Regions from separate parts of the Homo sapiens genome. Here region 2 is linked to region 1. A link is a loop called in an ENCODE intact Hi-C map of the cell type or tissue named here. Cell type or tissue: GM12878. All regions are shown on one strand. Links, peaks and the distances in the headings refer to the core of each region. The heading gives the core; the rest is flanking DNA.

Region 1 (15,747 bases), core at 3,824-11,823:
ACACGCCAAGCCTCTTTGTGCACATAAAGTGTCTGTGGTAAAATGTGTTTACAACATTCTCTAAGCAATCTAATTTATACTGTTCATTTGCCCTAAAAAAACCTTTCACAGACAGAGAAAAAAGTACTTTCCAGCCCAGTTTCTGTTTAAATGACCACAAATTTCATATTCAAACATGAAATCTAAATTAATCCTGTGAATTAATCTAAATTAATTCAGTGGATTATAAACTCCACAAGGCCACAGATTGATTTTAGCATCTAGTACTAAACATGTGGGGCCGGGCACGGTGGCTCACGCCTGTAATCCCAGCACTTTGGGAGGCCAAGGCAGGTGGATCACCTGAGGTCAGGAGTTTGAGACCAGCCTGGCCAACATGGTGAAACCCTGTCTCTACTAAAAATCCAAAAATTAGCCAGGTGTGGTGGTGCATGCCTGTAATCCCCGCTACTCGAGAGGCTGAGACAGGGGAATCGCTTGAACCCGGGAGGCAGAGGTTGCAGTGAGCCAAGATGTCACCATTGCACTCCAGCCTGGGTGACAGAGCGAGACTCCGTCTCAAAAAATAAAAAAATAAAAAAATAAAATAAACATGTGCTGGACAAACCTAAACACCTGCTACCTAACACAAAATCATACACACACACACACACCCCCTACAGGACCCCAATGACTTTATATGACAAGAAAGAAAACAAACAGATATTTAGGCATAATTAACCTGGAAAACAGGTTGGGCTCATAAAAATCCCAGAAATTTTATCTATGGCAATTGATTTTTTTTATCCTAATTCAAAGAGCAATTTATGAAGAAGATGGTCCCTGCTTATCTGGAATGTTCCCTGAAACTTCCAAACCTTTTACCAAAGTCGCCAAACCAATAGCACATGTGTTACAATTATTTGGGGGCATTTTCTTTTCCTGACGTTTCTTTCAGCTTTGACAAGGTAGGGCCTCCCACAACGTCAGAGTGAGGTTCAGGTGCGAGTGTGTTTTGCTCAGCCTTACCGCAGCTCTGTCGGCCTGGATGGGCGTGGGGTCCCAAATAACACCCTCTAGGCCATGGCTTCCTTTCTTTCCTGGCCCCTTCCCTCAGGTTGTGAGTCTTTAGCCCACCTAGCAGACTCAGGGTGTGCCACCAGTTCCCTGGAGGAGCAGATCATTGAAAATACAGCAAAGTTAAAATTAAACGCAACAAGGCCAGGTGCATTGCCTTCTGTTCCATGGGGACTATTTGTCCTAAGACTTTGACTGAGCACCATGGACCCTCCTGCTCTGTCAAATGCCTCTTCCTGCTGGCTCCAGGTTTACACTACTGATATGGCTCTGTGTCCCCACCCAAATCTCATCTTGTAGCTCCCACAGTTCCCACATGTTGTGGGAGGGATCCAATGGGAGATAATTGAATCATGGGGGCGGGTCTTTCCTGTGCTGTTCTTGTGATAGTGGATAAGTCTCACGAGATCTGATGGGTTTTTTTTTTGGTTTGTTTTTTTTTTTTTTTTTTTGAGACGGAGTCTTGCTGTTGCCCAGGCTGGAATGCAGTGGCGCGATCTAGGCTCACTGCAGGCTCCGCCCCCCGGGGTTCACGCGATATCTGATGCTTTTAAAAATAAGAGTTTGCCTGCACAAGCTCTCTCTTTGCCTGCTGCCATCCACGTGACTTTCTCCTCCGTGCCTTCTGTCATGATTGTGAGGTCTCCCCAGCCACATGGAACTGTAAGTCCACTAAACCTCTTCTTTTGTAAATTGCCCAGTCTCAGGTATGTCTTTATCAGCAGCGTGAAAACAGACTCATACAACTAACAAGCCTGCTTTAGCTTTTCACTGTTCTGCCCAAGCAACTTTCCCCTTCAGCCAGGCCAGTAGATTTCTCATACAGCAGGGTGACCCTGTTCAGGGCCTTTGTACTGTTTATATTTTTTACTTTGTGCATACTATGATGTCTTGACGTTTTGGAAACCTCTCTGGCTGGGGAGAGACTGTCCTTCCCAGAGCTGGCCAGTTCTTAGAACCAGAAGGGCCCAGCCAGGAGCACAGCTCTGATATGCAAACCAACCAACCCAGAGCTATGCCGTCTTTATCTAGCCTGTCCACCCCAGGAAGCAGTATTTCTTCACCTATATCATGCCAGAGCCTGATAACAAGCAACTAGAAACCATGCCTGTAGCTTACAGCCTGCCAAAATTATTCAAACTAGCCAATTCTAAACTGTTCACATGCACTCCCCTGCCCTGTCCCTGAAAGCTCAAGAAAGACCATGGCCCAGGCTCTCCCCTCACTCCTGCCCCTTCAGGCTCCTACAGGGGGGACCAAGACTGATGCTTCCCCATGTGGCCCTGCAGGGCATGACATGCTTCCCGTCTCTAAGACCTGTGAGTATAATAACCTTGGCCTTCCTGAGCACCTCCTCTGCCTCCTCCTGTGGCCACATCTCACTGACCATCACAAAAAACAACATAGAATAAGCCAGGCATGGTGGCTTATGCCTGTAATCCCAGCACTTTGGGAGGCCGAGGCAGGCGGATCACTTGACGTCAGGAGTTCGAGACCAGCCTGGCCAACATGGTACAACCCTGTCTCTACTAAAAACACAAAAATTAGCCAGGTGTGGTGGTGGGTGCCTGTAATCCCAGCTACTCAGGAGGCTGAAGCAGGATAATCACTTGAACCCGGGAGGCAGAGGTTGCAGTGAGCCGAGATTGTGCCACTGCACTCCAGCCTGGGCAACAGAGCAAGACTCCGTCTCAAAAAATAAAATAAAACAGGTTTTCATTTTAATTTTTAACATATAAACCTCCACAGGAACATTCTGACACAGACTTCAGCCCCAGGCCTACATCACCCTATGATCCAAATTATTTTATAGTAAATGGTATGAAGTTTGGAGAGGAAGGGCAATTTGGCCATCATGCTGTGATTTTACTGCAGGTAAAGTAGAATCACCATGAAAGTGGTGGAGCCTTGCTTTTTCTTTAATTTTTATAATGCCACCACCCTACATTCTTAGGAGAAAAGGCAAGGAGTTAAATAAATAAGCACAGATTTAAGTTCACATTTCTGGTAATTATCCGCAAGCTAATAACTGAGATTGCTTAAGCTCTGTAAACAAAACACACAAAGCCCTTGTGGCTCTGCGCCAGAATCAAAGGTCTGATCCAAAACTCCCCCATCCCCTTGTTGGCTTTGAACATGAAACCAATTTTCTACACCAAATCAGGCCTACTTCTTTGTAACCATCCTTACCATCTCTCTTATAGGAAAATGTTTAGGACTCTTGGCGGTGACTCTAGAACTAGGAAATCAACTCTCTCAGCAGCACTCTAATGAGCAAAAACAACTGTGCCTCAAAATACAGGCTGCAGTGGGCAGAAATCTCTGTACTGCACTCCAGCCTGGGTGACAGAGTAAGTTTCTGTCTCAAAAAAAAAAAAAAATCAAGTAACAAAGAACAGCTGTCTAAAACTGTTAACACTGATTCAAAATATAATAACCTTTATGCCTGTTATTCAGAGTTAAAGTGGGTACGCTAATTATAAATCATACACTTTTCTAATTGTGCAATACTCTGTCAATGGGATAGATTTTAGGAAAATTCCAGCTGAACCAGTCCATTCTTTGAATCATTAGGTCAATTACAAACATGCCAATCCTTAGCCTGAATAGCTGCATATTTAGAAAGACCTAAAACATTCTTCAAAAAGCTGCCATACATGGTCTGTTAAAGGGCTTACTTGGTAGGAAATAAATCAAGAGGGAATACTCCATAGTGAATCTCAGGGCACTTTTTAAAACAAATCTCAGGGCTGAGCACAATGGTTCATGCCTATAATCTCACTGCTTTGAGGGGCCAAGGCAGGAGGATTGCTCAAGCCCAGGAGTTTGAGACCAGCCTGGGCAACATGGCAAGACCTAGTCCCTACAAAAAAATTGTTTTATTAGCTAGGCATGGTGGAACACGCCTGTGGTCCCAGCTATTCCAGAGGCTGAAGTGGGAGGATCACTTAAGCCCAGGAAGTCAAGGCTGCAGTGAGCCATGATCTCACCACTGCACTCGAGCCTGGGAGACAGTACAGGACCCATCTCCAAAAAAAAAAAAAAAAAAAGTGAACGAAGCTGCAATAAGCTGTGATCATACCACTGCACACTAGCCTAGGCGACAGAGTGAGACCCTGCCTCAAAAAAAAAAAAAGAAAAAAAGAAAAAACCAATTGATAAAAGAGTAACCTCCCAATCCCCAGCTGTGGAACCCAAGAGCAGAGAAGGCAGCCACCCGCCTCTCTTTCCCTCAAAGACACCAGAGTGCAATAGGCTCTTCCTCACTCATTCCCATGGGAAGTAGCCTTCAACCCCTCTCAAACCACAGCATATAGAGATGCCTTTATTAATAAAAAAGGATACAACCCACGGGCCAGCCGCAGTGGCTCACGCCTGTAATCCCAACACTTTGGGAAGCCAAGGCAGGCAGATCACCTGAGGCCAGGAGTCCGAGACCAGCCTGGCCAACATGGTGAAACTCTGTCTCTACTAAAAGCACAAACATTAACCGAGTGTGGTGGCACACGCCTGTAGTCCCAGCTACTTAGGAGGCTGAGGCAGGAGAATCGCTTGAATCCGGGAGGCAAAAGTTGGAGTTAGCCGAAGTCGCACCACTGCACTCCAGACTGGGCGACAGAGCGAGACTCAGTCTCAAAAATAAATAAATACAATAAATAAATAAACAAAGTATACAACCCACAACTCACTTTTTTTTCTAACCAGGAATCTCAACAACAGGACTATAGGGAAACAAGAATTATTAACCTCATTAATTCAAATTAACTCTTAAGCACCCACCACTAACAGGCACTCTTATAGGTTCTAGACCTAGGATCATTTTTACAGAGTTCACATTGGGGAAGGGAGAGGGGAGAGGGAAAGGCAATCACACTAAAAAGAGGGGGTCAGAGTAACAGTAAGATCCACACAGAAGGCCAGGCACAGTGGCTCACACCTATAATCCAAGCACTTTGGGAGGCCAAGGAGGGTGGATCACCTGAGTTCAGGAGTTCGAGACCAGCCTGGCCAACATGGTGAAACCTTGTCTCTACCAAAAATACAAAAATTAGCCGGGCATGGTGGCGGGCGCCTGTAATCTCAGTTATTTGGGAGCCTGAGGCAGGAGGATCGCCTGAACCCAGGAGGTGGAGGTTGCAGTGAGCTGGGACCATGCCATTGCACTCCAGCCTAGGCAACAAGAGTGAGACTTCTCAAAAAAAAAAAAAAAATCCACAAAGAAAGTAGGGAGCCATGGTAGTGAATGGGGGCGTTTACTCTAGATGGGTGGTCAAGGCAGAGTTTCCCAGGAGGACAAAGCCCCCAGTGACAAGAGCAGGGTCAACAAGTTCCAAGCAAAGAGAACAGCAAGTGCTGAAGCCTAAGGCTAATGCACTTACAGAAAAATCCTTAATGACTAAGTGTGTTGCCTCTGTTTGCGCAGAGATCACAAAACGTGTCCCGCAGAAGGGAGAGAAAAAGGGACCCCAGGAGAGGGTGGCGGGGCTTCAGGTCCTGGAGAAAGGCAGCAAGCATGGCTAACACATTCCTTGGTCCACCCTGCAGGGTAATACTGCACCTTCAATTGACTTATGAAGAAACTAGCTCAGATTGGAACAACAGCCAGGACAGTCACCACCAAGGGGACTTGCCCCACTGGAGAAGGCAAGTCTGACCCCCTACCCCACCGCGGTCAACCCAGGGACGGAGGAGAGAACGCCGCATGCCATTGTTCTTATGTATAAAGCACAGGTTACAGGTTATTTCTGAAGATGTCTGCTCAAGTGGAGATGCTACCAGGTTTTTACCAATCATTACTTTGGATAAAAGTTTAGCAAATATTTACATCACTGTGCCCACAGTTTGTGCTTATGCCCCATGGCTTTAGAGGGCCCGTATACCTTATGTATACTTCATATTATGTATAATATGAACTTCAGCTCCATTCATGGTCATATCATCTAACCTGGGATACTCTTAGGAGTGAAAGGGGGAGCTTAATAGTGGCAGTGTGATAAGGGATATAAACCAGGATTCTCCTGGGCCAACTGGTACAGGTGAAAAGGATGACTGAAACGGCAGAGGTCCTCCATTCTTCTAGATGGGTGATCAAGGCAGAGGTTCCCAGGAGGACCAAGCCCAGACAGAGAGGCAAGGGGCGGTGGCTCACGCCTATAATCCCAACACATTGGGAGGCTGAGGTGGGTGGATTGCATGAGCCAGGGAGTTTGAAAGCAGCCTGTGCAACATGGTAAAACCCTGCCTCTACAAAACAAAAACAAAAATTAGCCAGGCATGGTGGTGCATGCCTATAGTCCCAGCTACTCAGGAAGCTGAGGTGGGAGGATCACCTGAGCCCGAGCACAGGGAGGTTGAGGCTGCAGTGAGCTATGATCGCACCACTTATACTCCAGCCTGAGAGACAGAGCAAGACCCTGTCTCGGAAAAAAAAAAAAAAAAAAAAAAAAAAACACAGACTGACAACAACTCAATGAACTCAGATAATTAGAAATTCTATTAGTCTAATTTCATATGAAACCAAGGTATTTTTTTTTTCCTTCCTCAGAGACCGGAGTGGGAGAGAAACTGTTACAGCCAATCACTTCCTTCCAGGAAAAAAAAAGACGCAAATAACAACACAAAAAAACGTGATCTAATAGACAATCCAGATATAAAGAACACAAACCCTTTTCCCTACAATTTAACCAAATGCTAAAATGCACCAGGAAACACAGGATACTACAGAGATAAAGATTTGGCCAGCAGATTATCAACCCCAGGAAAAGAAATCCATTTCTGTAGCATGCTATGCTGTTGGAGGCACACGTCACACTTCTTAATTCAAGGACAGAAAAGCACAAACTAAAATGCACACTGGAGTATGACTCCCCCTTCTCTATCTGCTAAAGCGCTTCGCATGTGACTTTCAATCTCTAAGCTGGGAATCAATCAGGCAGCCCAGCCTCCTATATTTTCTAGTTGTATTGCTTTGAGCATCAAATTTAACCTCTGTGCACCTCAATTTCTTCAGCTGGAGACAAAGAAAGTGGCTGCACTGTGGCAGAGTGTTTGCAAATGTTAATCATGGTTATGGTAGCATTCTACCTTGTCTTACAGATGGTTGCCTAAAAAGGTAGGAAACTGTTCACGAAAAAGTCTCAACCGGTCCTAGAGTGATCAGAATGACAGCGCTGAAATAAGGAGGGCAGTACCTCTTATTCCAGAGAAGTGGGGAGCAGAGAGGAAGATGGAGTGGAAAGGGGCGAGGCAAGGCCCTCCTGAAATACCTCAACCCAAATCTTCAAGAAATCCCCAAGTCCTCACAGTGCTTTTTGTGGATTTTTGTGGAAACCGGTAAAAGGGGCTGATTTGCTGACCCCAGTGGGTAGAAAACAGAGACTGTCAAGAGAACAGAAGAGAAGGCAGAAAGGGGATGGGGAAGTGGGGTTCGCCATGTTCACGAGCTCCTGGAGCCACAGGGCCCCCCAGGAACAACAGAGCTGAGACTGGGTGGCCTTGTTTCTGGCCCAATTCCCTGGGACCACCACCCTGGAAGGACACTTGAGCCCTACTCAAGGACCCACCACAACATCTCAGCATTGTCGGTCCTTAAATGCCAAGGTTTGTGCTCACCATTTCCATCCTTAAGATTCTCACAGGGAAGAACCCACACAACAGCTTTGTCCCTGCGACTCTGGGTGAGTTTCTGACACTGGCCTGGGCTCCCGTTTTGCCCGTCACCAACTTCTCACAGTATAACTATCCAAGAGAAGTAGCATTTGATGTCAGGGAATCAAAAGGGCTAAGGCTCGGGAGGCCAAGGCAGGTGAATCACTTGTAATCAGGAGTTCGAGACCACCCTGACCAACATAGTGAAACCCCATCTCTACTAACAATACAAAAAATTAACCAGGTGTGGTGGCAGGTGCCTGTAATCCCAGCTACTCAGGAGGCTGAGGTAGGAGGATCACTTGAACCCAGGAGGCAGAGGTTGTGGTACGCCAAGATCATGACACTGCACTCCAGCCTGGGTGACAGAGTGAGACTCCATCTCAAAAAAAAAAAAAAAAAAGGCCTAAGGCTTACTCAGGGTCATCTATGGTTTGCCAAGCAGAGTTCAATCCAATCAACAAAACCCTCACTGCCCACTTTTCCAAAACCTGATATAGTCAGTCACTAGTAGCTGCCATTTGCTGTTTTGCCTTCTATTAAAAAAAAAAAAAAAAAAAAAACCATCCAATTCCCAGAAGTCAAAGGCAATTCCTTCCCTTTTCTGTGTCTGTGAGACGGCTCTCTGTGGGATTCCTTCCTGCTGCACCTCATCCTTCCTGGAAGGGACTCTCAGAAAATGTGCCTCCTCCTTACAGGAAAGGAATTCCTCCCGAGGAACTGTGGACATGAGGCAGCTTTGTGGAATTTCCCTTCCACAGACTTCAGCCTATTTTCTGGGCAAACTTAGCAGAAATGACCAAAATCCACTCGAGAGAGACAGCAACAAGGAGAGGGGAAGAGATCCTATTTTGGCTTCTTCAAATGGACCAATTTTCTCTTTAAAATATTTATTTTAAGGAAAAACAAGGACTACATTATATTTTAAAGGGGGAGAAGGAAGAGGATTTTGAGTTGCTAAGAGAACAGAGCCATCTCTTTTCTTTTAATACTGGATGCTAAGAACTTGCACAGGGTTTTCCCAAAAGCCAGATAGTTCAGGTAATTTGCATGTGGCTGTAAAAGAGAAAGTTCAGGCCAGGCACTGTGGCAACATGGTGAAACCCCATCTCTACTAAAAATACAAAAATTAGCTGGGTGTGGTGGTGCAAGCCTGTAATCCCAGCTACTTGGGAGGCTGAGGCAGGGGAATCACTTGAATCTGGGAGGTGGACGTTGCAGTGAGCCAAGATCACACCACTGCACTCCTGGGCGACAGAGACTCTCTCAAAAAAAAAAAAAAAAAAAAAAAAAGAGAGAGAGAAAGTTGAGAGCATAAGTCTGAGTGATTCTGCCTGAAAGAACAGAACAGCTTACACTGGACAGGCTTTTGCCCAAGACACACCTCATCTGGCATTGAGAAACGAACACCAACAATAATGAGTGACAGAATGTTAAGAACAATAATTATACAGACTTGGACCTCCCAGACTGCTTGTCTGTAGTAATTCAGAAGGAAGCAAAGTATTCTGAAGTGTTTATGAAGATTGGTTCCACATCTGAAGAATTTTAGTAATCTTACCCAAACTCAACCCAAGAAATATGAGGAAAAGAGGGAGTAGTTCTATAATAAGCAGGTGGAATAGAGGGTCAAACTCCTTGGCGAGTTCAGTCTAACAGAGGACACATTACTGCCCTACAAAGCAGCTCTGGAAAATGACAACCAGTGGCACTAACTCCAGGCAATATCTTTGTGAGGCTTGTGGGCTGTAATATAGTCTGCTCAGGCTGCCATAAAAAAAAAATCACAATCAGGCCAGGCACTATGGCTCACACCTGTAATCCCAGCACTTTGGGAGGCCAAGGAGGGCAGATCACCTGAGGTTAGGAGTTCGAGACCAGGCTGGCCAACATGGCAAAACCCCGTCTCTACTAAAAATACAAAAATTACCCGGATGTGGTAGCACGCACCGGTAGTCCCAGCTACTCGTCAGGCTGAGGCAGGAGAATTGCTTGAACCTGGGAGGGGTGGAGGTTGCAGTGGGCTGAGATCACACCACTGTACTCCAGCCTGGACAACAGAGCCACTGCACTCCAGCCTGGGCAACAGAGAGAGACTCCATCTTAAAAAAAAAAAAAAAAAATCCCCGTCTTCAAATACAATCACATTCTGAAGTACTAGAGATCAGGACTCCAACATGCGAACTTTGGGGGGACATAATTCAGCCCGTAATATGGGTGATAAAGGAGCAGGTCCAGACTTAGAGAAACAAGGACTCCCTGGGTCAAGCTCTGGAAGTGAAAGGCTTCTTCAAAGACAGGAAAGTCCCACTGAAGGTGGCTTTGGAAGTGCACCCTTGCAGCACAGCAACCTTCTTGATTTGCTCAAGAGCAGGGGTTCTGACAGGTCTCAAAGCACTTTGTTTAATGAAACAGAATCGAAAATACCAGTGTGTCACATGTTTCCTAAGACAGGACACTGTTTCTTGAAACTTTTACTAAAGTATGTTTTTCTTTTATTTTTTTATTTTTTATTTTTTTTGAGAAGGAGTCTTGCTCTGTCGCCCAGGCTGGAGTGCAGTGGCACAATCTCGACTCACTGCAACCTCTGCCTCCCGGGTTCAAACAATTCTCCTGCCTCAGCCTCCTGAGTAGCTGGGATTACAGGTGCACGCCATCATGCCTGGCTAATTTTTGTATTTTTAGTAGAGACAGGGTTTCACCATGTTGACCAGTCTGCTCTCAAACTCCTGACCTTGTGATCTGCCCACCTTGGCCTCCCAAAGTGCTGGGATTACAGGTGTGAGCCACCGTGTCCAGCCTAAAGTATGTTAAATATGTTATGTGTGAGAGAGAGAAAGAGAATATATCTCTTGGTCATTACATATGTAAAACTTGTAGAACGTGATCAAAATGTTTAAAAACTGGCCAGGCACAGTGGCTCAAGCCTGTATCCCAGCACTTTGGGATCCCAAGGCAGGTGGATCACAAGGTCAGGAATCAAGACCATCCTGGTCAACACAGTGAAACCCCATCTCTACTAAAAATACAAAAAATTAGCCTGGCGCGGTGGCACGCACCTGTAGTCCCAGCTACTTGGGAGGCTGGGGCAGGAGAATCGCTTGAACCTGGGAGGCGGAGGCTGCAGTGAGCTGAGATAGCGCCACTGCACTCCTGCCTGGGCAACAGAGCAAGACTCCAACTCAAAAAAAAAAAAAAAAGTTTAAAAACTGGTCCTGTGGCAGTGGGTCTCAAACATCAGCATGCATCAGAATCACTTGGAGGACTGATTAAAACACAGGCTGCTGCTGATGCTGCTAATCCTAGAGCCACCTTGAAGTTTTTCTGTGGTTTTTTTTTTTTTTTTTTTTTTTTTTTTGAGACAGGGTCTTGCTGTCTCCCAGGCTGGAGTGCAGTGGTGCAATGATACCTCACTGCAGCCTTGAACTCCTGGGCTCAAGCAATGCCCCCATCTCAGCCTCCCAAGCAACTAGGACTGTAGCTAGCTCCTAACTCATTCCCTCCATTCCTGCCCTCCCCTAACTTTATATTGCAGCCAGAAGGATATTTTTTCTGAAGAGCATCTCATGCTGAGTGGCAGCAGAATGCAGAGATTAAGAGAGGGGGCCAGGCACAGTGGCTCACACCTCTAATCCCAGCACTTTGGGAGGCCGAGGTGGGTGGATCACCCGAGGTCAGGAGTTCAAGACCAGCCTAGCCAACATGGAGAAACCCCGTCTCTATGGGCGTGGTGGTGCATACCTGTAATCCCAGCTACTAGGGAGGCTGAGGCAGGAGAATCACTTGAACCCAGGAGGCAGAGGTTGCCGTGAGCCGAGATCTCGTCATTGCACTCCAGCCTGGGCAACAAGAGCGAAACTCCGTCTCAAAAAAAAAAAAAGAGTGGCGCCAGGTGCAGTGGCTCACGCCTGTAATCCCAGCACTTTGGGAGGCCGAGGCAGGCAAATCATCTGAGGTCGGGAGTTCGAGACCAGCCTGACCAACATAGAGAAACCCCGTCTCTACTAAAAATACAAAAAAATTAGCCGAGCGTGGTGGCATGTGTCGTATGCCTGTAATCCCAGCTACTGGGGAGGCTGAGGCAGGAGAATTACTTGAACCTGGGAGGCAGGTTTTTTGTTTTTTGTTTTGGTTTTGTTTGAGATTTTGGTTGTTGTTTTTTGGGGTTTTTTTGAGACAGGGTCTCACTGTGTTGTCCAGGCTGGAGTGCAGGGGTGCGATCATGTGTCACTGCAGCCACAACCTCCTGGGCTCAGGTGATCCTCCCACCTCAGCCTTCCTGAGTAACTGTTACTACAGGTGTGCACCACCATGACTGGCTAATTTTTGTATTTTTTGTAGAGACAAGAGTTTCACCATGTTGCACAGGCTGTTCACAAACTCCTAGGCTCAAGCTATCCACCTGCCTCAGCCTCCCAAAGTGCTGGGATTATAGGCATGAGCCACCTTGCCCAGCCAACTGAGCCACTTTGTGCCAGGACTAGGTCAGGTACTTGGGACATATACAGGCAAGGACACTGCCCACAGGGAACTGACAGTGTCTAGCAGCTACACAGATGACACGGCCTTTTCGGCAGACACCCCTGTCCCCTGTGCTTGGCAAACAGCAGAGACTCAAAAATGTATATGGTTTGACTCCCACTGGAACATAAGCCCCTTAGGGCAGGGACCAGGGTCACTGTATTCCCAGCACCTATAATCAAGAGGTACATGACGCTGCAGCTGAGAGCAGGGACTCTGTGCTAAGTTACCTACCTGGTTTGAACCTAGGCTCTGCCACTCAAAGGCTGTGTGACCGTGGGAAATAATAGTACCCACCCCAAAGGTTTGTTATTAGTATTTAATAATATTTATTGGTAAGGTACTTAGAATAGCCCCCCTGCCTACAGGAAGCAGTACATAATTATAATGTCTAAATATACAGTAGTTCCAGGCCAGGCATGGTGGCTCATGTCTGTATTCCTAGCAGAATGAGAGGCCGAGGAAGGAGAATCATTTGAGTCCAGGAGTTTGAGACCAGCCTGGATAACATAGTGAGATCTCGTCTCTACAAAAAATAAACAAAAGTAAGCCAGACATGGTGGCACATGCCTGCAATCCCAGCTACTCAAAAGGCTGTGATTAGAGAATCACTTGAGCCCAGGAGGTAGAGGCTGCAATGAGCTGAGATCACACCACTGTACTCCAGCCTGGGCAACAGAGTGAGACTCCGTCTCTTAAATAAATAAATAAATAGGGGCCAGGCGTGGTAGCTTACACCTGTAATCCCAGCACATTGGGAGGCTGAGGCGGGAGGATCACTTGAGGACAGGAGTTCAAGACCAACCTGACCAACATGGTGAAACCCCATCTCTACTAAAACACAACAATCAGCTGGGCATGGTGGCGGGTGCCTGTAATCCCAGCTATTTTGGGGGCTGAGGCAGGAGAATCACTTGAACCCAGGAGGCAGAGGTTGCAGTGAGCCAAGATCACACTACTACACTCCAGCCTGGGCAACAGAGCGGGACTCCATCTCAAATAAATAAATAAATAGCAGTTCCATATCCTCTGAATAATGGACTAGAAGTTGGTTAATGGATGGGTTTTCAGGGAGAATTTTAGCAGCCGAGCTGAGAGGTAGGTACTCTAGCCAGGGTATATAACATGAGCTAAGGGAACAGGACAGCAAATATAAGGTGTGATCAGGGGAAAGGCATCATATATTGACTGTCCAGGAACAATGGATATCTGAGAATGTAGGAAAGCTAAGTTAGGACCAGGAAAAGGAGAGTATTAAATGCCAAAGAAGATGCCACCAAAGGTTCTGGAACAGAAAGCAGCAGAGCTATGCCTTGTAAAGATAAAGCCTGCAGTGTATTGACTGGGTTGGAATCTGGAATCATTGCGTGCCTCCAGTCAAGACGTGGCAACTGACCAACTACCTTTTATCACTGACCAGACTCTTCCCTACGTGCAGATAACTGAGGACGCAAGCCTTAGTTACTGGGTGTGGTGGTGCTATTAACGGAAAAAGGGAAGTCAGCCAGCAAAGGCTGACTGGGGCAATTTCAGCCTTGTTGCTCTGCTGTGAAACTGCTTTCCAGAAAAACTTTTTTTTTTTTTTGAGACGGAGTCTCACTCTGTCACCCAGGCTGGAGTGCAGTGGCACAATTTCGGCTCACTGCAACCTCCGCCTCCCAGGTTCAAGCGATTCTCCTGTCTCAGCCTCCCCAGAAGCTGGGATTACAGGCGCCCACCACCACACTCAGCTAATTTTTGTATTTTTAGTAAAGTCAGGGTTCCACTATGTTGGCCAGGCTGATCTCCAACTCCTGACCTCAGGTGATCCGCCTGCCTCGGCCTCCCAAAGTGCTGAGATTACAGGCATGAGCCACAGTGCCCAGCCCAGGAAAACTTCTTAAAGATGTAATAATAACGCACCTTATTATTTTCCAAGTACTTCCATAGATAGTGGCCCACTTCTGAGTATGAATTAAATTTCCCTTTGTGGCCTTTGTTTTTTTAATAGATCTTCATTTCTGGGGGGACTTACAAACAGGTGACTTCTCCATTCACCAGAGATGGGACATTATACACTGACCTACTTCCATATTCACTTTCCCTGCTTGATTGGAGGTGAGGGAGAAAAATTAGTGTATAAGGCCGGGCGCGGAGGCTCACGCCTGTAATCCCAGGACTTTAGAAGGCTGAGGCAGGTGGATCACCTGAGGTCAGGAGTTCGAGACCAGCCTGGCCAACATGGTGAAACCCCTTGTCTACTAAAAATACAAAAATTAGCCAGGTGTGGTGGCACACGCCTGTAATCCCAGTTACTCAGGAGGCTGAGGCAGGAGAATTGCTTGAACCCCGAGGCAGAGGTTGCAGTGAGCTGAGTCCATGCCATTGCACTCTAGCCTGGGCAACAAGAGTGAAACTCTGTCTCAAAAAAAAAAAAAAAAGAAAAGAAAAGAAAAATAAGTGTATAGAACTTTATTGTTTCATTGACCGGGCACGATGGCTCACGCCTGTAACTCTAGCACTTTGGGAGGCCAAGGTGGGCAGATTGGCTGAGCTCAGCAGTTTGAAACCAGCCTGGGCAACATGGTGAAACCTATCTCTAATAAAATACAAAAAATTAGCCCGGTATGGTAGCACATGCCTATAGTTTCAGCTACCTGGGAGGCTGAGGCATGAGAATCACTTGAACCCAGAAGGTTGCAGTGAGCCAAGATTGTGCCACTGCACTCCAGCCTGGGCAACAGAGCAAAACTCTGTCTCCAAAAAAAGAGAACTGGCCAGGGATGGTGGCTCACGCCTCTAATCCCAGCACTTTGGGAGGCTAAGGTGGGCAGATCACGAGGTCAGGAGTTCAAGACCAGCCTGGCCAACATGGTGAAACCCCGTCTCTACTAAAAATACAAAAATTAGCTGGGCATGGTGGCAGGCACCTGTAATCCCAGCTACTCAGGAGGCTGAGACAGCAGAATCGTTTGAATCTGGGAGGTAGAAGTTGCAGTGAGCCAAGATCACGCCATTGCACTCCAGCCTGGGTGGAAGGGCATGACTTCGTCTCAAAAAAAAAAAAACTTTTTCCTTAAAATACACCTCTTGGAGCCAGTCCCAGATACTTGGGAGGATCAGGAAGGAGGACCTCTTGAGGCCATAAATTTGAGGATGTAGTGTGCCTGTGAATAGCCACTACACTCTAGCCTGGGCAACACAGAAAGACCTCATAAATAAATAAATAGGCCAGATGAGGTGGCTCACACCTGTAATCTCAGCACTTTGGGAGGCCAAGGCTGGCAGATCACGAAGTTAGGAGATCAAGACCATCCTGGCTAACACAGTGAAACCCCGTCTCTACTAAAACTACAAAAAATTAGCCAGGCATGGTGGCATGCACCTATAGTCCCAGCTACTCGGGAGGCTGAGGCACGAGAATCACTTGAACCCGGGAGACGGAGGTTGCAGTGAGCCGAAATCGCACCACTGCACTCCAGCCTGGGCAACGGAGTGAGACTCTGCCTCACACAAATAATAAATAAATAAATAAATATTTTA
Region 2 (15,747 bases), core at 4,644-12,643, 100 kb after region 1:
ATCGTGTTGCCCACACTGGTCTCCAACTCCTGGGCTCAAGTGGTCCTACCACCTCATCCTCCCAAAGAGCTGGGATTATAGGCATGAGCCATCCATTGTGCCTGGCCAAGAATTTCTTTAAGGAGTAATAATCTGTACGAGTGTCACAGATAAAAATTCCAGCATGTTTTGCATTTTCTCAAAGTACACTCCAAAGACATGATATTCAGCACATCATGCTCCAAGTTAAGCTCTATTGTTGATTCCCCCCTTCCTTAATATTCTGCCATATTTCTCCTGTTCTTTCTTATTCTTTTTCTTTTTTTTGAAACGGAGTTTCGCTCTGCCGCCCAGGCTGAAGTGCAATGGCGCAGTCTCAGCTCGCTGCAACCTCTGCCTCCTGGGTTCAAGCAAATCTCCTGCCTCAGCCTTCCGAGTAGCTCAGACTACAGGCACTTGCCACCACACCCGGCTAATTTTTTTTTTTAATTTTTGTTTGTTTGTTTGTTTGTTTATTTATTTATTTATTTATTTATTTGAGACGGAGGTTCACTCTGTCGCCCAGGCTGGAGTGCAGTGGTACGATCTCAGCTCACTACAACCTCCGCCTCTCAGGTTCAAGCGATTCTCCTACCTCAGTCTCCCACGTAGTTGGGATTACAGGCTCCTGCCACCATGCCTGGCTAATTTTTGTATTTCTAGTAGAGATGGGGTTTCACCATGTTGTCCAGGCCGATCTTGAACTCCTGACCTCAAGTGATCTGCCCACCTCAGCCTCCCAAAGTGCTGGGATTATAGGTGTGAGCCACTGCGCCCAGCCTCTCCTGTCCTTTCTCATAATTTAGTAGATGAGCTCCTTGCATTTTGGATGCAATGAACAAGCCCCACCAAAGGGAAAGATATTTATTTAGGGCTCCCAGGGACAGGGACTGGTGAGCCATCTATGTCTGAGGCTATTCAGGGGCCAGGCAGCCCTGGGGGGTTCTCACTTGCCCCTGGTTGCCCAGCTTGCTTGCTACTCAACACTTCCGCCTCATGCCATGGATGACTTCTGCCCTCCTTGTCTAATAACCAGCCAACTCTTTCTGCTTTCTCCAGCCCAAGAGGGAGCCCATCTGCTTTGTTCAGCCAATTGCCTCATCCTTGCTGGGCAGAATTCATTACTCCAAGCTGCTCATGCAAAAGGATAGATGACCCTGCGCTGAGCTGCCCAGGCCTGGTTCAAATCCTGGCTTGACCTTGGGTAAGTCATTTGATGTTTCTGGTTTTACTTTCTCCCATGTCTAGCTACAAACACAAATCTCAGTGGCATTGCTTTGAGAATAAAATGTGCTGGCCCCTGAACTGCAAAATTTGTATTCTTCCAAATGACTAAGGAGAAAACCAAAAACATCCAAGAGCAGCTTTCTTCAGCCGGAAACTGTAAACTGAGTGAATTTAAGGTCATCTGGTAAAGGGACCTTAAAAATAAGCACGGAAAGACAGCAAGCGTCCTTTTTAAAAGTTATGAAACATTGTACGCACACACAGTTTATTTTAACCTTAAATTTCAGATCTGTACCTTGTTTTACCTTCTCCTTTAGAATTCTTTGTTTGTTTGTTTGTTTGTTTGTTTGCCGGGCATGGTGGCTCACGACTGTAATCCCAGCACTTTGGGAGGCCAAGGTGGGCAAATCACGAGGTCAAGAGATCGAGACCATCCACTGCCAACATGATGAAACCCCATCTCTACTAAAAATACAAATAATTACCTGGGCGTGGTGGCACGTGCCTGTAGTCCCAGCTACTCAGCCTGGTGACAGAGTGAGACTCCGTCTCAAAAAAAAAAGAATTATATATATATTTAATACCCTCTACTAACACCCTTTTTCTAAATTTAAAGTAATTTTTTAGATTGTTAGGGGTCAGGCATGGTGGCTCACTTCGGGAGGCCGAGGCAGGCGGATCACGAGTTCAGGAGTTCAATATCAGCCTGGCCAACATGGTGAAACTCCGTCTCTACTAAAAATACAAAAATTAGCCAGGCATGGTGGCGGGCACCTGTAATCCCAGCTACGCAGGAGGCTGAGACAGAGTCTGGCTCTGTTGCCCAGGCTGGAGTGCAGTGGCGCTATCTTGGCTCACTATAAGCTCCGCCTCCCAGGTTCACGTCATTCTCCTGCCTCAGTCTCCTGAGTAGCTGGGACTACAGGCGTCCGCCACCATGCCCAGCTAATTTTTTGTATTTTTTAGTAGAGACTGGGTTTCACCGTGTTAGCCAGGGTAGTCTCGATCTCCTGACCTCGTGATCCACCTGCCTCAGCCTCCCAAAGTGCTGGGATTACAGGTGTGAGCCACCACGCCCAGCAGGGTATTTTTAGTAGAGACGGGGTTTCACCATTTTGGCCAGGCTGGTCTCCAACTCCTAACCTTGTGATCCGCCTGCCTCAGCCTCCCAAAGTGCTCAGATTACAGGCATGAGCCACCATGCCCAGCCTCTTGCACTTCTAACTCTACCTCATGTCTGCTTCCCAGAGGACTTGGATCCACACAGTCACTTTTGAGGTGACCTGCAGTCTCCATCCCTAGGTAGGAGAAGTTGAGAATCTAGTTGTAGTTTCTTCTTCTTTTTTTAAGAGCCTTATTGAGATATAATTCGCGTACCACACAATTTACCCTTTTAAAGTGTACAATTAAATGGTTTTTAGTATATTCACTGATACGTACAACCATCACTACAGTCCTTTTATTTATTTATGTTGAGACAGGATCTCACTCTGTTGTGCAGGCTGAAGTGCAGTGGTGTGATCATAGCTCACTGCAGCCTCGACCTCCTGGGCACAGGCGATTCTCCTGCCTCAGTCTCCCAAGTAGTTGGAACCACAGGTGCATGCCACCATGCTTGGCTAATTGAGTTTTTTTTTTTTTTTTTGTAGAGACAAGGTATCCCTATGTTGCCCAGGCTGGTCTTGAATTCCTGGGCTCAAGGGATCCTGCCCCCTCGGCCTCCCAAAGTGTTAAGATTACAGGCATTAGCCACTGTGCCTGGCTCCACAGTGCATTTTAAAACATTTTTATCACCTCTAAAAGAAAGACTGCTTGCCTTCCACAGTCACTTCCCTGCTAGGCATCCCTCCACCTCAGCCCCAAGAGACCACTACTCTACTTTTTGTCTCCACAGACTTTCCCAATCTGAACATTTCCTATCACACAATATGGGGTGTTTTGTGTGTGGCTTCTTTGCTTAGCCTAATGCTTTCAAGCTTCATCCATGTTGTAGCATGTGTCGGTACTTCATTTCTCTTTATGGTAAAATCATAATCTATTGTATGGATAGAGAAGTCGTTTCTCACAGGAGCCTGCTGCCTCCCTCTGTTATTTACCATTGGCCTCAGTCACTTGGGGCCTCCTTTCCATTCTTTGCATTCCCACTCTTGCCAAGCTTGATGCTGGCATCTAGCCTGTGGAATCACTGTCTCTTCCACCTGCACACCTGCAAGGCCCTTCACCCAGATCCTTACCTCCTTCTCATTCAGATTGCAGGTATGAAGTCATCTCCTGAGAGAAGCTTTCCCTGACCACAACAATCTCACACCTTACAACATCCATAAACTCACCACCCAATTTTACTTTCTTCAGATCTCTAGTTATTATCTGAAATTATCCGTGCGTCTTCTTTATTGTCTATCTCTCCACTAGAACATGAGTTCTGTAGGAGCTATGACTTTGCCTTGTTTTGTTTGCCATCTACAGCAGAGCCTAGTATATAAAAGAAGATTAACAAATATTTGCTGAATGAATGAATGAAAGTTATCTTCAATTTATAAGGAGAACTACGAAACACTGCTGAGAGAAATCATAGATGATACAAACAAATGGAAACCCATCCCATGATCATGGATTGTAAGAACCAATATCATGAAAATGCCTGTACTGCCCAAAGCAATCTACAGGTTCAGTGCAATTCCTATCAAAATACCAATATCATTTTTCACAGAATTAGAAAAAACAATTCTAAAATTCCTATGACACCAAAAAAGACCCCAAATGCAAAGAAATCCTAAGCAAAAAGAACAAATCTGGAAGCATCACATTACTCGACTTCAAATTACACTACAAGGCTATAGTTACCAAAACAGCATGGTACTGATATAAAAGTAGACATATAGACCAATGGAACACAATAGAGAACCCAGAAATAAAACCAAATACTTACAACCAGCTGATCTTCAACAGAGCATACAAACACATAAATTGCAGAAAGGACACCCTATTTAATAAATGGTGCTGGGAAAACTGGTAAGCCACATGTAGAAGAATGAAACTGGATCCCTGTCTCTCACTTTATACAAAAATAAACTCAAATCAACTCAAGATGGATCAAAGACTTAAATCTAAGACCAGAAACCATAAAAATTCCAGAAGAAAAGCCTAGGAAAAACTCTTCTGAACATTGACCTATGCAAAGAATTAATGACTAAGACTCAAAAGCAAACGTAACAAAACAAAAAATAAACAAATGAGACCTTACTAAACTAAAAAGCTTTAATACAACAAAAGAAATAATCACCAGAGTAAACAGATAACCCACAGAATGGGAGAAAATATTTGCAAACTATACATCTGACAAAAGACTAATATCCAGAATCTACAAGGAACTCAAACAAATTAGCAAGGAAAAAAAACAAGTAATCCCATCAAAAAGTGGGTAAAAGACGTGAATAGATATTTCTCAAAAGAAGATATACAAATGGCTAACAAATATATGAAAAAATGCTCAACATCACTAATCATAAGAGAAATGCAAATTAAAACCACAACGAGGTACCACCTTCTGCAAGAACAGCCATTATTAAGAAGTCCAAAAACAATAGATATTAGCATGAATGTGGTGAAAAGGGAACGCTTATACACTGTTAGTGAGAAAGTAAATTAATACAATCTCTCTCTCTTTTTTTTTTTTTTTTTGAGACAGAGTTTTGCTCTTGTTGCCCAGGCTAGAGTGCAATGGTACGATCTCGGCTCACCGCAACCTCCGCTTCCCGGGTTCAAGCAGTTCTCCTGCCTCAGCCTCCCAAGTAGCTGGGATTATAGGCATGCACCACCATGCCCGGCGCCCGGCTAATTTTATATTTTCAGTAGAGTCAGGGTTTCTCCATGTTGGTCAGGGGGATCTCAAACTCCCGACCTCAGGCAATCCACTCGCCTCGGCCTCCCAAAGTGCTGGGATTACAGACGTAAGCCACTGCACCCGGCCAATTAATACAATCTCTATGGAAAACAATACGTGGTCGGGCATGATGGCTCATGCCTATAATCCCAGCATTTTGGGAGGCTGAGCTGGGTGGATCACTTGAGGTCGGGAGTTCGAGACCAGCCTGGCCAGCATGGTGAAACCCCATCTCTACTAAAAATACAAACATTAGCTGGCATGAGAGCATGCGCCTGTAGTCCGAGCTACTTGGGAGGCTGAGACAAGAGAATCGCTTGACCCAGGAGGTGGAGGTTGCAGTGAGCCAAGATCACGCCACTGCACTCCAGCCTGGGAGACAGACAGAGACTCTGTCTCAAGAAAAAAAAGAAAAGAAAAGGCAGATTTCTTAAAAAATAAAAGTAGATCTATCTGCCTTTGGAGTCCAGGAGAATAAAATAAAAAAAGAAAAAGTAAATCTATCCGTGGGATTGATCCAGCCATCTCACTACTGGATATCTACCTAAAAGAAAAGAAGTCATTATATAAAAAAGACAGCTGCATGTGTAATGTTATTGCAGCACAATTCACAATTGCAAAAATATGGAACCCACCTAAGTGTCCATTGACCAAAGATGAAGAAAATGTGGTATATATACAACATGGAATACTACTCAGACATAAAAAAAGAATAATATGTCTTTTGTAGCATCTTGGATGGAGCTGGAAGCCATTATTCTAAATGAAGTAATTCAGGAATGGAAAAGAAGAGAGTAGGAAGGGCATAATCGTTTATAAAATTATCTTTGGGAACCTGGTTTAAGGATGACTTTCCTGCCAAATTAGATGACTCTTGCTCCATTTTGATCTCATTAATTTATTTTTATTTTATTTATTTATTTGTTCTTTTCTTTGAGACAGGGTCTCACTCTGTTGCTCAGGCTGGAGTGCAGTGGTGTAATAATGGCACACTGGAGCCTCAACTTCCCAGACTCTAGCAATCTTCCCGCCTCAGCCCCCCAAGTAGCTGGGACAACAGGTGTGCACCACCACGCCTGGCTAATTTTTGTATTTTTTGTAGAGTCGGAGCCTTACTATCTTGCCCAGGCTTGTCTCAAACTTCTAAACTCAAGCAATCCACCTGCCTCAGCCTCCCAAAGTGATGGGATTACAGGTGTGAGCCACTGTGCCCAGAATTTTTATTCTTTTTTATACTGTTTCCTCTAACTGCACAATATATTTTTTTTTGAGCCAAGTTCTCTCTGTCACCCAGGCTATAGTGCAGTGGTGTGATCTCAGCTTGCTGTAACCTCTAACTCCTGGGCTCAAGTGAAGTGATCCTCTCCCATTCAGCTTCCTGAATAACAGGGACTGCAGGCACCAGCCACAATGCCCAGCTAGGTTTTTTTTTATTTTTGTAGAGACAGAATCTCGTTATGTTGGCCAGGCTGGTCTTGAACTCCTGGCCCCAAGCGATCTTTCTCCCTAGGCCTCCCAAAGTGCTGGGATTACAGGTGTGCCACTGTGCTCGGCCAAGCTTTTTTTTTTTTTTTTTTTTAACCAACTCTTGGAAAGAAAATTTGTGAATGTGCTTCCAGAAAGTAATATTTCTCATTAACTTAGTCCCTCCCATAATTGTGCACTTGCCTGGTTATTTCTCACCAAAGAAATTAACAGCTAATTTGTCAGCAAAGTGGCTAAATTGCCAGCTTTACAGACTGCCTTATTAACACTTCTAAAATTTATTATTAACATTTTACAAGATCCTAATCTGTATTGTCACAAGAACTCTCCACAGTGGCCTAACAAATCCAATGTTTTCAACCAAAATATATACTGCCATTGTAAACCATTTACACATTGCACACCTTCTCTACACAAAATAAATGGGGACGTGCCCTAAATTGCCTTGCATTCTAGAAATTGTTGATATTCAGCCTCATAACTGCCATGCTGTAATCTTTCCTTTACCACTGAGGCTGAAAGTATGCAAACTATATGTCTCAGACTCACCTGACCGGTGAATTCTGATGGATGCCATGAGAGGCATCCATCCAGATTAGAAAGTGGAGGAAGGTTGTGCAATTCTGTTTCTGGCAGAGGTGTTGGCAGGAGTTCTGGGCCATGGGTTGCTGTTGGGTATCAGTAACAGGGAGCAATCCCAGGCTCCAAGTGTCCTGCCCTGTAAATATAAAGGGCAGCTCTAGCCTGGCTGTAGGCTTGGGGCTCTGGATAACACAACTGTCCCTGTAAGCTCCTCCAGCCCAGGAGCAGTAGCAGCTGCCTGCAGGGTGACACCACCCTTCCCCATTTGTTCCTATAGGTCTCCTAACCCTTTTTGTAACCAATTCCCTGTTTCAAGTGCTCCTATGCTTGAAAGGCATGTGTGTCAGGCACCAAAGGCTGGATGAGACAAAAAGAGCAGGAGTAATTTATATGAAAGAGCTTGACTCAGTGGGCCTCCAGTATAGGAGGCAAGTTGTTGAAGGTGTCAAGTCCAAGTACAAATACAGTCACACCACTTTCGTTTTTCCATCAAAACACTACTCCGTTAACCAGAATGGAGTACCCACCTATTCCATTAACCAGAAGTCCAGTGTGCCCTGCTCTTCTTGGAATAACTTCACACACACTCTCCTACCAGCCTGCTGCAGTGTTTAAGAAACCTGGGATTTTAATATTATTCAGTGCAGAAGAATGGTTTTTGAAATACATATCGTCAGGTTTTTCTGGACTGGATACTAACTGATACAGTGTTTGGTACCAGAATGGTATAAAAAGAAATGACCGGCCGGGCACGGTGACTCATGCTTGTAATCCCAGCACTTTGGGAGGCCGAGGCAGGTGGATCACCTGAGGTCAGGAGTTCGAGACCACCCTGGCCAACATGGTGAAACCCCATCTCTACTAAAAAATACAAAAATTAGCCAGGCTTGGTGATATGCCCCTGTAGTCCCAGCTACTCGGGAGGCAGAGGCAGAAGAGTCTCTTGAACCCGGGAGGCAGAGGCTGCAGTGAGCTAAGATTGCATGACTGCACTCCAGTCTGGGCAACAGAGAGAAACTCCATCTCAAAAAAAATAATAATAATAGTAATAATTTGTTCGGCCAGGTGCAGTGGCTCACACTTGTAATCCTGGCATTTTGGGAAGCCGAGACAGGCAGATGACAAGGTCAGGAGTTCGAGACCTGCCTGGCCAATATGGTGAAACCCCGTCTCTACAAAAAATACAAATTAGCCGGGTGTGGTGGCAGGCACCTGTAGTCCCAGCTACTCGGGAGGCTGAGGCAGGAGAGTCGCTTGAACCTGGGAGGCGGAGGTTGCAGTGAGCCGAGATGGTGCCATTGCACTCCAGCCTGGGTGACAGTGCGAGATTCCACCTCAAAAACAAACAAACAAACAAACTCTGGTTTCTGGTAGCCATAGGACTAATAAAGACCCAAGTTTTGGTGGTTTGGGTTGCAGAATTAATTTTTTTAAATTTTTATTTATTTATTTATTTTTGAGACAGAGTCTCATTCTGTCGCCCAGGCTGGAGTGTAATGGCACAATCTGGGCTCACTGCAACCTCTGCCTCCTGGGTTCCTGCCTCAGCTTCCTGAGTAGCTGGGATTACAGGCACGTGCCACCACACCCAGCTAATTTTTGTAGTTTTAATAGAGATGGGGTTTCGCATGTTAGCTAGGCTGGTCTCAAACTCCTGACCTCAGGTGATCCACCTTCCTCGGCCTCCCAAAAGTGCTGGGATTACAAGCGTGAGCCGCTGTGCCTGGCCGAGGTTGCAGAATTATGATAAACTGATTTAGAAGCTGATGCAGGACAAGGAACCCCCAAAACTGGGGCTTAGCCTAGGAATGTTCTTGGCTTCCTCCAGGAAAGAATTCAAGGGCAAGCCGGTAGTATCAGATGACAATCTTTTATTGAATGGTCTTGTTCCTTGTGGAGCAGGGATAACTCATGGGCAGTGTCCCCAGCCTCTGCAGAGTACGGGCTGTTGGGAACTATATTTATGCCCACTTTCGACTATATGCAAATTAAGGAGTGGGTTAATGCAAATTGAGGAGAGCGTTGTTTAGAACTTTCTAGGAAAAGGGCGGTAACTTTTGGGTCCTTGCCCTGGCATTTGTAAGCTGTCATGGGCTGATGGGAGTGTCTTAACGCTAATGAGCAGCGAGGGCAGCCAGAGGTTTCCTTTGGTGCCACCTGCTGGTTCCTGCCAGCTTCTCCCTTTTTTCTCATGTGGAAACTGGGGCATAAATTGAGAACTGAGACCTTGAGAAATTTTTTTTTTTTTGAGACAGAGTCTCGCTCTTTCAGGCTGGAGTGCAGTGGCGAGATCTCAGCTCACTGCAACCTCCGTCTCCCTGGTTCAAGTGATTCTCTTGTCTCAACCTTCCAAGTAACTGGGATTACAGGCGAGGGCCACCACGCCCAGCTAATTTTTGTATTTTTAGTAGACTTTACCAGCTTGGTCAGGCTGGTCTCAAACTCCTGACCTCAAATGATCCACCCGCCTCGGCCTCCCAAAGTGCTGGGATTACAGACGTGAGCCACAGCGCCTGGCCAATTTTTTTTTTTTAACATTTTTTCCTTTTTTTTTTTTTTTTGTAGAGACAGTCTCCCTGTGTTACCCAAGCTGGTCTCTAGAACTCCTAGGCTTAAGCGATTCTCCCACCTCCGCCTCTCAAAGTGTTGAGATTACAAGTGTGAGCCACTGCAGCTGGCTGAGAATTGGGGATATTTGTGTGGATTTGGAAGAATATAAAAATCTTGAGAAACACCAAAGGCCCTGAATACCCATTGCAAGTGGAATCACGCTTCTCTCCCATTTCTGAGAAGACTAGGCTCCTTTTCCAGGGTGAAAACACCCCGTTAGTTGGAGTCTGTTCTATGTGATGGGGCATGTGCTTTGAACCAGCAATCAAAATAATATTTCTCTCATAGTCAGAATACAGGTCCAGGAATCAAGTGGTACAAGTTGGAATAGCTCCTCTCACTGTTAAATTTAGTAGTCCTAAGTTTTGCTTCCTGCTCCTGAATATTTTTGTGTTTTTTTACATCTTTTTTTTTCTTTTTTTGAGACAAGGTCTCACTTTATCTCCCAGGCTGGAGTGCAGTGGCACAATCTTGGCTCACTACAGACTCAAATTTCTGGGCTCAGATGATCCTCCCACCTCAGCCTCCCAAGTAGCTGGGACTCTACAGGCACACATCATCATACCCAGCTAATTTTTTAATTTTTTGTAGAGACAAGGTCTCGCCATGTTGCTTACGTTAGTCTCAAACTCCTGGACTCAAGCAATCCTCCTGCCTTGACCTCCCAAAGTGTTAGGATTACAGGTGAAGGCCACTGTGCCTGGCCTTACGGGTCATTCTTTATTTCCAAGAGAAGAATGCTTCCACCAAGGGACACATTATTGGTTCCAAGTGAACCAACTATTTGGGACTCTTTATGTCACTGAACCAATATGCAAAGAAAGAGGCAAATTACTGACTGGAGTAATTAATTCCAATTACAAGAAGACGTAGAGTTGTTACTACATAGTGGAGCAGGGAAGACTAAGTCCAAAAACCTCTCTGAATGATTTTTTTTTTGAGACAGAGTCTCAAAAAAAAATTGAGCAATCTTGGCTCACTGCAACCTCCATCTCCCAGGTTCAAGTGATTCTCCTGCTTTAGACTCCTGAGTAGCTGGGATTATAAGTGTGCGCCACCATGCCCAGATAATTTTTGTATTTTTAGTAGAGACAGGGTTTCACCGTCTTGGTCAGGCTGGTCTCAAACTCCTGACCTCAGGTGATCCACCTGCCTCAGCCTCCCAAAGTACTGGGATTACAGGCATGAGCCACCGTGCCTGCCCTCTGAATGATTCTTAATACCTCCAAGTCCAGTAGTAACAGTTAAAAGAATTATTGCATCAACTCAATGAAGCCTGAGTGACTAGGATTCTGATTCATCAAGAATGAAGGTTTATGTCACACCATAAGGTAAAGAATCCCAGCTAGCTGTGTTCCTTGCTGTGGTCAAAGAGAAGACAAAATTGGTAGTTGAAAAAATTATAAATATCAACTAAAGCCTTATGCTCAGTTACAAAAATGAGGACTGTAGCAGCTATGCATATTTTCTACTTTGCTTGTTATACACTTATTATTTATATAAGAATTATTGATGGAGTTTAAGTTTATAATCTATTCTTTAGGTAAAAGAATATTCCAGGCTGGGCGTTGTGGGTCATGCCTGTAATCTCAGCACTTTGGGAGGCCAAGGAGCCCGCATCACTTGAGTCCAAGAGTTTGAAACCAGCTTGGCCAATATGGTGAAACCCCATCTCTACTAAAAACACAAAAATTAGTCAGGCGTGGTGTCACATGCCTGTAGTCTCAGCTACTCAGGGAGGATGAGGTGGGAGGATTGGCTGAGCCCGGGAGGCAGAGGCTACAGTGGGCCAAGATTGTGCCACCGTACTCTAGCCTGGGTGACAGAGTGAGACTCTGTCTTAAAAACAAAACAAAACAAAACAAAAAACAAAAGAATATTCCAGTGGGATGATGACTGAACTAGAAAATAATTAACATAAACTAGAGACAGACTGAGTTATTGTTTAATGGGTACAGAGTTTCAGTTGGGGAAAATAAAAAAGTTCTGGAGATGGATGGTGGTGATGGTTGTATAACAATGTGAATGTACTTAATGCCACTAACATGAACATTTAAGAATGGTTAAGATGAGCTGGGCGTGGTGATGTGCACCTATAATTCCAGCTACTCTGGAGGCTGAGGTAGGAGGATCCAGACCAGCCCGGGCAACATAGCGAGACCTCATCGCTAAAAAGAATAAATGGTTACAATGGCAAATTTTATGTGCTGTATAATTTACTACAACTTTTTAAAAAGCACAAAACTATTATAGGATGCAAATTGGGATTCAAATATGAGTAGAAGGGTATGGCATAGTCAAAGGAGAAGGGAAAATTAGTAATCTAGTATCTCTTAGCCCTAAACCCACCCTTTCTCTCTCTGTTACCCTCTCTAGCATGTTGGGGCTGGAGTTCTGTACACCAGGCATCCCAGCCCCTGGGCCACTGGCCAGTTAGGAACTGGGCTGCACAGCAGGAGGTGGGTGGTGAGCTAGCAAGCGAACCTTCATCTGTATTTACAGCTGCTCCCTATCACTCTCATTACTGCCTGAGCTCCGCCTCCTATCAGATCAGCAGGGCATTAAATTCTCATAGGAGCACGAACCCTATTGCAAACTGTGCTTGTGAGGGATCTGGGTTGCCCCCTCCTTATGAGAATCTAATGCCTGATGATCTGTCCCTGTCTCCCATCACCCCCAGATAGGACTGTCTAGTTGCAAGAAAACAAGCTCAGGGGTCCCACTGATTCTACATAATGTTAAGTTGTATAATTATTTCATTATATATTACAATGTATTTTTTACTTTTATTTTATTATTATTATTATTGATATGGAATCTCACTCTGTTGTCCAGGCTGGAGTGCAGTGGCACGGTCTTGGCTCACTGTAACCTCTGCCTCCCAGGCTCAAGCAATTCTCCTGTCTCAGCCTCTCAAGTAGCTGGGATTACAGGCACCTGCTACCATGCCTGGCTAATTTTTGTATTTTTATTAGTGACAAGGTTTTGCCATGTTGGCCAGGCTGGTCTCAAACTCATGACCTCAGGTGATCTGCCCGCCTCGGACTCCCAAAATGCTGGGATTACAGATGTGAGCCATCGCACCCAACCTAAAATGGTAATTTTTGAAGAGAAATTGAGCATGTTCCAGAAGTGAAGAAAAGCAGGGGCTCCCAGGTCAAATAAGATTTAAAATGACAATAAATCATGATAAACATAATTATGCCGGAGGTAGAAAGAAATTATTTGGGCAGATAGTGAGGGCAACAGAGTCCTCACTGGAATTTCCCTTCTAACCAAAAGCAGCCCAAGACATAATTTTTTTTTTTTTTTTTTTTTTGAGATGGCGTTTCGCTCTTGTTGTCCAGGCTGGAGCGCAATGGCGCAATCTCGGCTCACCGCAACCCCCACCTCCCAGGTTCAAGCGATTCTCCTGCCTCAGCCTCCTCAGTAGCTGGGATTACAGATGTGCACCACCACGCTGGCTAATTTTGTATTTCTAGTACAGACAGGGTTTTCTCCATGTTGGTCAGGCTGGTCTTGAACTCCTGACCTCAGTTGAACCACCCTCCTCGGTCTCCCAAAGTGCTGGGATTACAGGTGTGAGTCACCGTGCCTGGCATCTATCCAACATTTAAAACCAAACAATTAAAACTAATTTTAAGGGAGGCCTAGAGCATTGGGAGGGGTGGTCATGGCAACTTTTCCTACCTGTCACAATTTTAGGGGGCCTGGTTCTGGCAAAAACGCTATGATGATTGTTTTTGCATCATGTTCCATGCCCCATACCCCAATTTAAAAGCAGAGAGAAGTAACAAATCAATACCTCTGACCCTCATCCCATTTCTGTCCCCTCCCCTCCTTCACTTGCTCTTATGGGTAAAGCTGCTCAAATATCAAGAAACATACTTTTAAACCACGTATAAGTTCACTTCAGAATGATTTTGAGTCTGTGGTAGAACTCTGGAGAAGTCCTGAATCCATTTGAAGCCCACGGGCAGGATACAAGGGCAGATGGGAAGAGAAGGGCGGAGATGATGGCAGAAGTGGACAGGGGAGGATCTGCTAGGAGGCTTGGGAGCTCTCATTCAAACTCTCTCCATCATTGTCTCCCACTCTTAGGCATAAGTCCACTCAAACATCAGGAGGCTGGTTGCAGAGGCATGGTGATCTTCTGCTGGCCTCAGCCTCGATCTTCTGGGGAAGGCAATGAGGAATTTGCTGTATCTCTGAAACCACCCTTGCAAAATTATGACAGTGAGCAAATCTGACATGGTTGACTCCATCTTGCTTCTGACCTTCAGGCTGTCTTTGGGCATTCCTGGGTGTAGGCTAAGCCAACTTTGGGAGGAATTTAGTTTATAGTTTAACTTTGAAACAAGGATGATGACAGTCCACTCTAAAATGAATCCTCTCCCTGTTTTCAGGGCTGAAACCACCTTTGTAAGACTAACAAGAGGTCCTAAAATAAGTGTGGTTTCTGTAAGCCCTTACTGCTCAGGTCATGGCCAGAGGTCACACGATAGGAGGACTTTTTATAATCCTTTGCTGTTCCAGGGGCATGTGGCCAGAGGGTCAAGATTGGTGACCTTCTCAATTTCTCCTATAAATAACTTCATTATTGCAGAACCTAAGATTGGGTTTTTGTGAGATGTTTTTCAGACTGACCCCACCCAGACTTGTGAGTCATGACTCAGCATGTGAGTAGAATCATCCAGTATTTGTCCTTTTGTGACTGGCCCCATCCAGAGGTAGACTTGGCACATGAGGACCCTTTCCTACACCCCTATGATTTCATCCCCAACCAATCATCAGTGCCCATTCCCTAGCCCTCTGCCCACTAAATTGTCTATAAGAACCTCTAGGCTGGGTGAGGTGGCTCATGCCTGTAATCCCAGCACTTTGGGAGGCCAAGACAGGTGGATCACTTATGGTCAGGAGTTTGAGACCAGCCTGGTCAACATGGCAAAACCCGTCTCTACTAAAAATACAAAAATCAGCTGGGTGTGGTGGCACATGCCTGTGATCTCAGCTACTCGAGAGGCTGAGACAGGAGAATTGCTTGAACTCGGGAGGCAGAGTTTGCAGTGAGCCAAGATTGTACCACTATACTCCAGCCTGGGCGACAGAGGGAGACTCCATCTCAAAAAAAAAAAAAAAAGAACCTCTAACACCTGAACCTTTGGTAGGCGCTGGGAGGGAGGAGAGACAGATTTGAGTAATAACTCCAGTTCTCACATGTGTGCTGGCTTCATGTCAATTAAACTCTTTACTGCAATGCCTCAGTCTCAGTGGGTTGATCTGTCTGTGCAGTGGGCAGGAAGAACTCATCAGGTGCTTACATCTCTGTAGGAAAAAGGTGGTCATAAATGGGTGAGTAGGATACATTCCCCAAAGTCAGGAACAGCCCTTGGTGAGGTTTGTAGGAGTCTCTTTTCTCCATTCTCGGTGTGGGAGGCATTTTGCTGCAGCTACTAGCAATGTCTTTGGCACGTTCCCATGTGATCCTTGCATCAAGTTCTTATTTTTCTTCCTTTTTAAAAATGTATTTTATTGGTCAGGCATGGTGGCTCACACCTTTAATCCCAGCACTTTGGGAGGCTGAGGTGGGTGGATCACTTGAGGCCAGAAGTTCGAGACCAGCCTGGCCAAAATGGTAAAACCCCATCTCTACTAAAAATACAAAAAATTAGCCGGGCATTATGGTAGGCACCTGTAATCCCAGCTACTTGGCAGGCTGAGGCAGGAGAATCACTTGAACCAGGAGGCAGAGGTTGCAGTGAGCCAAGATCGCATGATTGCACTCCAGCCTGGGCAACAAGAGTGACACTTCATGTCAATTATATATATATATATAATTTTTTTGTCTCTATGAATTTGATTACTCTTAGGTACCTCATGTGAGTAGAATCATCCAGTATTTGTCCTTTTGTGACTGGCTTATTTCACTTAACATAATGTCA

What was found. Peaks named below come from ENCODE experiments on the same cell type or tissue, not always from the same donor. Only the 100,000 strongest peaks of a DNase experiment are listed, where the experiment ranks them.
Region 2: a loop joins it to region 1, with 2.5 times the contacts of the local background. A loop is called at or near these places in 51 of 110 quality-filtered maps.

What each region holds. Positions count from the first base shown.
Region 1 is chr13:95,272,328-95,288,074 of GRCh38, forward strand. All of the region lies in intron 1 of ABCC4 (ATP binding cassette subfamily C member 4 (PEL blood group)), which reads right to left. It overlaps LOC124903192 (a long non-coding RNA gene), which reads left to right and starts at 5,762. Exons shown (of 2, transcript XR_007063838.1): 1 at 5,762-5,835; 2 at 6,602-9,107. RefSeq lists a silencer at 2,257-2,356 and an enhancer at 9,878-9,927. In GM12878, for the core only: no CTCF peak of the experiment used is centred there; a DNase peak (open chromatin) is centred at 8,743; H3K4me3 peaks cover 557 bases; H3K27ac peaks cover 3,119 bases.
Region 2 is chr13:95,371,530-95,387,276 of GRCh38, forward strand. The region is part of intron 1 of LOC124903193 (a long non-coding RNA gene); the gene reads right to left. Among named protein-coding and RNA genes, the nearest start is that of ABCC4, 78 kb to the left of the region's middle. RefSeq lists silencers at 9,194-9,243, 14,998-15,117 and an enhancer at 9,524-9,573. In GM12878, for the core only: a CTCF peak has its summit at 9,346 (motif pointing left); a DNase peak (open chromatin) is centred at 9,312.